Regions from separate parts of the Homo sapiens genome. Here region 1 is linked to region 2. Evidence: chromatin contacts called from ENCODE Hi-C data. All regions are on one chromosome and are shown on one strand. The core of a region is the stretch at or near the end of the contact, and the rest is flanking DNA. Distances in the headings are between cores, read along the strand shown. Region 1 overlaps PPP3R1-AS1 (PPP3R1 and CNRIP1 antisense RNA 1). Region 2 has its middle 21 kb from the start of LINC01812.

The links. Hi-C counts contacts between places; a loop is a spot of excess contacts on that map. Pooled maps may share reads with other maps.
Region 1: a map of mammary epithelial cell shows a loop between it and region 2 (9-fold over the local background). The contact joins two enhancer-like sites. A Hi-C loop is called at or near these places in 1 of 168 maps with a recorded cell type or tissue (mammary epithelial cell), 3 of 37 single-sample maps with no recorded cell type and 7 of 50 pooled maps.

The regions. Positions count from the first base shown.
Region 1 is chr2:68,288,571-68,292,378 of GRCh38, reverse strand. The region is part of intron 1 of PPP3R1-AS1 (PPP3R1 and CNRIP1 antisense RNA 1); the gene reads right to left. It also overlaps a transcript of CNRIP1 not described here. Among named protein-coding and RNA genes, the nearest start is that of CNRIP1, 29 kb to the left of the region's middle. Within about 2 kb of position 1,349, at least 2 of the 41 ENCODE cell types and tissues checked have a DNase peak (open chromatin) inside an H3K27ac peak, as active enhancers do.
Region 2 is chr2:67,844,466-67,848,153 of GRCh38, reverse strand. No RefSeq gene overlaps it. Among named protein-coding and RNA genes, the nearest start is that of LINC01812, 21 kb to the right of the region's middle. Within about 2 kb of position 1,658, at least 13 of the 41 ENCODE cell types and tissues checked have a DNase peak (open chromatin) inside an H3K27ac peak, as active enhancers do.

The DNA of each region.
Region 1 (3,808 bases), core at 100-2,599, 440 kb before region 2:
CCTTTTCTACCTCCAAATCGCTTACCTGCAGTGATGCTGTACAGCCACCAGGGAACAGCAATGCCTTGCCTTTGGGGATCATAAATGATGTTAAAGGAGTGTAACATGTTTCTCAATAAGCTTGTGTTTTTTGTTTGTTTTTTTGTTTTTTTTTAAAGTCTTCATTACAATTGCTAAAACGTAAGTACTAACCCATTCCTAATGACTATTTTTTAAAACCAACACTCAATTATTTGAACAGACATTGAGATATTTAAAACAATGGATTTACTACAGAGGTTTTTCTTCCAGAATATCCAATAGAAATGCAGAGTGAATAAAAGATTTAAAATAAAAAGTGGGAACTACACAATTTAATATTTACTAATTTGATTAGTAAATATTTTCACTGGTGAAACAGGTTTTCAAGCCAGGGACTAGAGCTTGAGTATTTGTGTTGAGGGTGGAGACATTATCATGACTTTTGCAATAATCCACTCTTTTTTTTTTTTTTTTTTTTTGAGATGGAGTCTCACTCTGTCACCCAGACTGGAGTGCAGTGGCATGATCTTGTCTCACTGCAACCTCCACCTCCCAGGTTCAAGCAATTCTCCTGCCTCAGCCTCCTGAGTAGCTGGGATTACGGGCGTGTGCTACCACGCTCAGCTAATTTTTATATTTTTAGTAGAGATGGGGTTTCACCATGTTGGTCAAGCTGTTCTCAAACTCCTGACCTCGTGATCTACCTGCCTTGGCCTCCCAAAGGGCTGGGATTACAGGCGTGAGCCACTACGCTGGGCCCATACTTTTTTTTTTCTTTTTTAACTAAAGGCTTTATTTAGAGTTTGAAATGAGTCAAAGCAGACTTGGAGGAAACATGTCCTGGGATAGCTGCGCTGTTATCAGTGTCCCACAAACGAGCCAGAAGATGAGCCCTGGCAGAGCACCTGGAGCGTGGGAGTCCTGCTCACATCCTGGATGGTCACCACACCTTTCTCTGCCTCAGTTTGCTTATCTCTAAAATGAAGGGTTAGACTAGTAGAATTCTGAAGCCTTTTAAGAGTTATGGTTTGTTCCTCTATTTTATACTCCTTTAAAAAAAAAAGGGGAAAGTGTGTGTGCATATCTGTCTATGTCGTATGTGTATGTGTTTCCTTAGGGCCAGAAGTAAGGTTGAATCAAGGGAGTTGGGGAGGAGATGGAGATGAAGTAACAGAAAAACTTAACAGCTAATCTGCACGTTAAGTGATCGCTCCTGGCATATACTGTTCTACTTATGATTGGGCTCCAGCCCAGTCTCTCTGGCTACTTCTCACATAGCTCTCCTCCTACTCCAAAATTTGAGTGCTCAGCTATATCGAGCTGCTGAGTTGTAACTTTGCCCCTCAGCCATCTGGAAGGGCTATTTTTATACAAGTTGTAGCCACGTCTCTCTACCTCCAAGCATCAGATGGCTACCCAGAAGCTTGAGGAACTAGGCCATCCTTCCAATTATGATGATGACTAAAACACTTTTGAACAGGTGGAAGAATAGAAATGCCTTGAGTTTATATTTTGTGACACCTCGCTTACTGAGAAGTCACTTATCCAGCCATTTAAACTATCTGGATCACAGTTAAGAACAGAAAACATGCCAAAAAATAAAGATCCCTGTCACAGATGTCACCAAGTCCATTCACTAAAGGCTCGGGTCTTCTCCCAAGGCCTCTTGACTCCTGTTTTAGACACAATTCTAACATGTGGGGTGATCTGGTTTCTGACTCTTATGAAATTGGAAGTAGAACATGAAAGGGAAGAAGACAATTTGTAGAGGCAGATATACTGAAAATATTCTTTTTTTTTCAGAGAGGACAGAGAAAACTATAAAAAGCAGACAAAGTAAATCAAAAGAACAGTAGATGGGGACAACTGTATCCTGTAGGTACATAAATAATCCTGTATTAAACCACAGTAGTTTCTGTATATATCAAATAAAAATTGATAAGCCTAATGATATTCCTGATTCATTTAGAAAGAGGGCCCATTATCATCAGTAATGTATCATGGTTCAGTGTTTAAAAGCTCAGATTCTCCACCAAGCGCAGTGGCTCACGCCTGTAATCCCAGCACTTTGGGAAGCTGAAGCGAGTAGATCACTTCAGGTCAGGAGTTCAAGACCAGCCTGGCCAACATGGCAAAACCCCGTCTCTACTAAAAATGTAAAATTTACCCAGCATGGTGGTGCACGCCTGTAATCCCAGCTACTTGGGAGGCTGAGGAAGGAGAATCACTTGAACCCAGGAGGAGGAGGTTGCAGTGAGCCGGGATCATGCCACTGCACTCCAGCCTGGGCTTCAGAGGAGACTCCTTCTCAAAAAAAAAAAAAAAAAAAAAAAGTTCAGATTCTGGGCAAAAATACCTCAATTTAAATCCCAGCTCAGCTGTTTATTAGCTGTGTGGTCTTAGGCAAGTCACTTAATACCTCTGTGCCTCAATTTTCTCATTTGGAAAATGGAGATAATAGTATTTACCTTGCAGAATGGTTATGAGGATTAAATAAGTTAATGTACATTAAACCTTCAGAACAGTTCCTGGCACATAATATCATTATTTGGTATATTTCATTAAAAAAGAAAGGGAGCCTGGGCACGTTGGCTCATGTCTGTAATCCCAGCACTTTGGGGGGCCAATGCAGGTGGCTCGCTTGAGCCCAGGAGTTTGAGACCAGCCTAGGCAACATGGCCAAACCATGTCTCTATGAAAAACACAAAAATTAGCTGGGCGTGGTGGTGTGCAACTGTGGTCCCAGCTACTCAGGAGACTGAGGTGGAAGGATCTCTTGAGCCCTGGAAGTGGAGGTTGCAGTGAGCTGAGATCCTGCCACTACACTCCAGCCTGGGTGACACAGCAAGACTCTGTCTCAAAAAAAAAGAAAAAAAGAAAAGGAGCGATACATTTTCAAACAAAATTATTTAAAATGCCAAGAGAAAAACTAAAGGAGTTTAAAAAATAAAACTTATTTTCCTAAAATATTCCATGAATGGATTTCAGATAATGGCCAAACGTTATACTCTATTTTGATGCTTGGAAAGGTAAAATTTTTAATTATTTAAAAATAGTTTAAAATAGCATATTTTAAGATATGCTAGAAAGACTTTTTCCACAAACAGCCATCTTAAGTTTCCTATATAAAGACATAGTTTTGAAGAATATACAAACATCAAGACAGAATCAGAAAACTTAAGATTTTCTGATTAAAAAGTCAAGGTCAAGAATGATGTCAATTTCTTTTGTTATTTCTTTTAATCCTCTTAACCACCCTGTGAGGTAGGCAGGATGTGTCATGTCTCCATTTTACAGAGGAAAAATGTCTCAGAGATTCAAAAATAAGGCTCAAATTTAAACAGCTCATTTTATAAGAAGCTACTTTATTTGATCTTTAGTTTTCACATTTATGAAATGGTGATAATAACATTCACTTCACAACATGTGTTAGGATTAAATGATATATCATACGTAAAGCTCCTTGTTTTTCTTCTCCCCATCACTGTTCTCTTGACAAATGTATTTCATTTAAAATCACCTCATTACCTGCCCACTCTCCTGCAGTGTTTGTTTTTATAACCTGGTAGTTTTGCCTTAATTTGTTTGCAGCCTAGTAGGTAACTTGTTTTCCCAAAGAAAGTTTCTGTGGATATATTAATTGTTGCCAACAATTGTTGCCAACAAACAGAAGTATTCAGTTGCTAGAAACTCATTTGCCTATAGTTCTCTTTATAGCAAATTACTTGCATATAATCTTTTCTCTTTGAAGCCATGTTAACTACTATTAGAGCACTAGGTAAGACTA
Region 2 (3,688 bases), core at 409-2,908:
GCTAAATTTCAGGGAGAAATTTCAGAAAGATTCCTATAATCCTTGAATTGCTGTCCCTTCAAAGAGGTAGTTAATCTTTCAGTGGTATCTTGGCACATTCCTGGGACCAAAATAAGCAGGACAGATCTGAGACAGCAGACCCAGGGAAGAGGAAAATTCTCTGCTGGTCTTCCTCTTATGGGTGGGTGGGTTTGGTGGTCGTGGGCCAGATCTGAGTATGTTTATCAAAGGCAGCTGCTGGTGCAATTTAAACTGAATTCAGAAATTAGGATGGCAACGTTGCCACCATTAGTGAGTTTTCAGTGGGTTGTCTAAATGCTATGGTAAGTTGGTGGTCTGACTATATTTAGGGCCACATATTACTCACATAATCCTATTTATCTTACATATCCCAAATTTGCTTAAAAACCGGGATTGAGTAGGTAGGTGAAGTTGTGAGAGGAGGGAAAAAGTAAATGTCTTCTGTCTAATGACCTGAAAACAAATTTGCAAGATGGTTCTGGTAGAAGGAATTTTTTCCTCTTGGAATTACTTGTAGTTAAATACACAAAGAGTATAGCCAGAAGGAAGGGGTTTGTAAAGATAAAATACATATTTCCTTTTGAAACCTTTTTTTTTTTTTTCAACATATGTGACCTTAACCCAAACCCTAGTCTTTACTTCCATTTTGCTGAGATTTAAATAAAACAAACTAAAATTTGCAGGGAAGCCTGCCATAGTGTGTGTGTATTTTTTTTTTTTTAACTTTCCCCTTTTTTCAGGAGATTCTGGTAAATGAATTGAATAAATGTACTTAAGAAAAAAATCAACTCAGCTGGCACAAATCACTAATATCATGGGCTAAAGATTTCACTATTTTTTACAAGCCTTAATAATTATATAACTGTCTAGACAGCACTGTCCAGTAGAAATATGATCTAATGTGTATGATGCATAATTTAAAATTTTCTAGCAGCCACATTAAAAAAGGTGAAATTGACTTTAATATATTTAATTTACCCCAATTTATCCCAAATACTATCATTTCAACATGTGGTCAATGTGAAAAATCAATGAGATATTTTATACATTTTTTTTTTTTTTTTTTTTTTTTTTTTTACAGAATATCCCAATTTGGACTAGCCACATTTTAAGTGGCCAATAGCCACTCGTGGCTGGTGACTCCTGTATTGGACAGAGTAAGTCTAGAGGGCAGAGATCGTATCTGATTTACTCTATTCCCTTCCCAGTTTAACAAACCAGTGCCTAAATAACTGATTATTATTATTATTTTTTAAAGGACTGATTTTTGATCATGAGTGTTTTAGAGTGCTAATGTCTCGTTAGACGTTCTGGGAATAGAGCTGGTCAACTAGAAAAAGGAAAAGTTGTTCTCCAGAGACCCAGGCTTTTTGAATAGAAGAAGAAATGTCCCTAGAAGAAATGTCAGGCTGTGGGTTCCACGTTTTCTGGAAGTTACCCCCTTGCAAACAGGCAGGTTCAAGGCATCCATTTTTTTTTCTACCCGTAGGGGGAGCTCTTGGCCCTTTACTCTTAATAAATTCCAAGTCTGGTTCTCAGAGGCCGGCAGTTTGGAGTTCTTTCACCTGGGTCTGTGGAGAGGTTGTTTTTGGCTTCAAACCAGCAGTGCTTTCGCAATCTCCACACGTTACGGCTGCTGAAATGCGAGGACACCAGCCGGGTGGCGGCTTGAGTCTTGTGATTCCCAGGCAGTCCGGCGAAATGATAAACAAAAGTCTTTTGTGCAATATTAATAAGCTTTAAGCACTCCCCAGCCGAGCCCCTTGTCATCCAAGTAAGTCATGTGTATCAAAAGCCCTTATATGTGAAAGTTTGTTTTCATATCTGGCCAGCGTTGAATGGGAGCCCCCTTTGCCATGTTGTAAAACAAACATTTGTTTATTTTGTGAACAGTGCTGGCAGTATGATACAGGAACTGGGGGCTGAATGGAGAGACCCCTTTCCAAGGAGGCGCCTTTGAAAACCTTTTTGCTGGACCATTCCAACTGTCAACTGATCTTGAGTTCTGTTTACATTAAGACAATAACAGTGTTTCCTAAATAAATAAGTTAGGGACACCCGTGGGCCTTAATGAAACCCCATAAATGGGATGGAGGGGTGGGAGTGGGGAAGGAGTTTTTGTGCTGTGCAGAAACAATGGCCAGTTCATCTTACGGTGTCCCCAAGGCTTGTGTTTTTAAGACAGAAGGGGGCCTTTGTGTTAATTACACTGATAAAAACTCCCCTGGCAGGGCTTCCCCTGGACCGGTGGCATAAAAGATGTGACATTTCGCCCGTGTGAATGCCACACTGCCAAACAGACATTTTCTTAAGCAGAGAAGGCCAGCCCCCACCCCCTCTTCCTCACCAGTTGATCAGCTAACCTCTCCTGGTGTGTAGAGAAAATAAATAAAAACTGTAAGACTAAACCATCTGCTGCTGGGGGTGTCTGGCTTCTTTCTTAGTTGGGTTGGAGCTTCCAGGAATCCATCCATTTTGGTTTCTGAACGGTCCAAGTTGTCCTCAGGTAGGATGGACATAGAGGCAGACGGCTTGTAGTGGAGGAGGAGATGTTGCCCTGAGAGTTTGGGTTTCAGTGGGTTTTCCTGGGAAGCAGGAATTTCAGCTTGTTACTGGAAGTTACATTTCTGAGCAAAAGACGTATGCTAGGTGAAGACTGAAGGCTGAAGATGAGGAACCAGCAGGGCTCACTGCTTGTAAATTAGAAAATAATTTTCTAAATACTATGGTACTGCCATACAAAGTCGCTAAAATAGAGACTGTCATACAAATATTTTCAATTATAAGGATTTCTTATTTGTTCCACAGAAACATATTTAATATACATTTAATGTTAACATTCATATAATTTCATAACTTGCTTTTTTTTAGGTTAGTATTTTTTGATGGGCATTTTCTCCAACTTGCCACCTAATTTTTATAATGATCATTTTCAGTGAATGTACAATCTTCTAAGTGGATATACCATAATTTGCTAATCTGTATCCTTATCCTTGGGTACTCAGAATGTTTAGGATTTTTCATTATCATAAAATACTACAATGAATATCTTCATACCATACATTATTTCCTTTTTGGAGAAATATTGAGATAAATCTGCAGGCTATGATTACTTACGGCTTTTTGACACATAATAGCATGGTAGTTTCCCAGAAGGATTTTAAAATAAAGTAGCTTACTTTTCAGACTATGACGGTTACCTCCTTTTATAGTGGTTTCTTCGCACTTTCACTCCCCTCTAGCCCTTCTTATTTGTTCAGGACAATCCTTTCCCGTTCATGGGCTCCCTCAAATATCTCCACACAAATATTACCTGCTCCTTCTTATAAGGCTGATTCTGGGATATATTCATATGTTAAATGCAACTTGTAGTCACCATTATAATGTTTCAATGTGTAATACATTGAATAAATTCCTAATTGCCATGGTCTAGATATGGGTAAGATACCCTTAGTTGTAGAGTAATTTCTAATTTATATACTATGTCCTCATCCTCCAATAGCTTGAAATTGTTAATGTGGTCAGTATCTTTTCAGAAGTCTGCTCAGTTCGATGGCCAGAACTTCTCAATCTGTGAGAGTAATGGCCGTGTTTGGGCACATGACTGTGACCCCACTCTCCAACCCATGTCTGATGGGACCATGTGTGGACACTTGGAACAGACTGA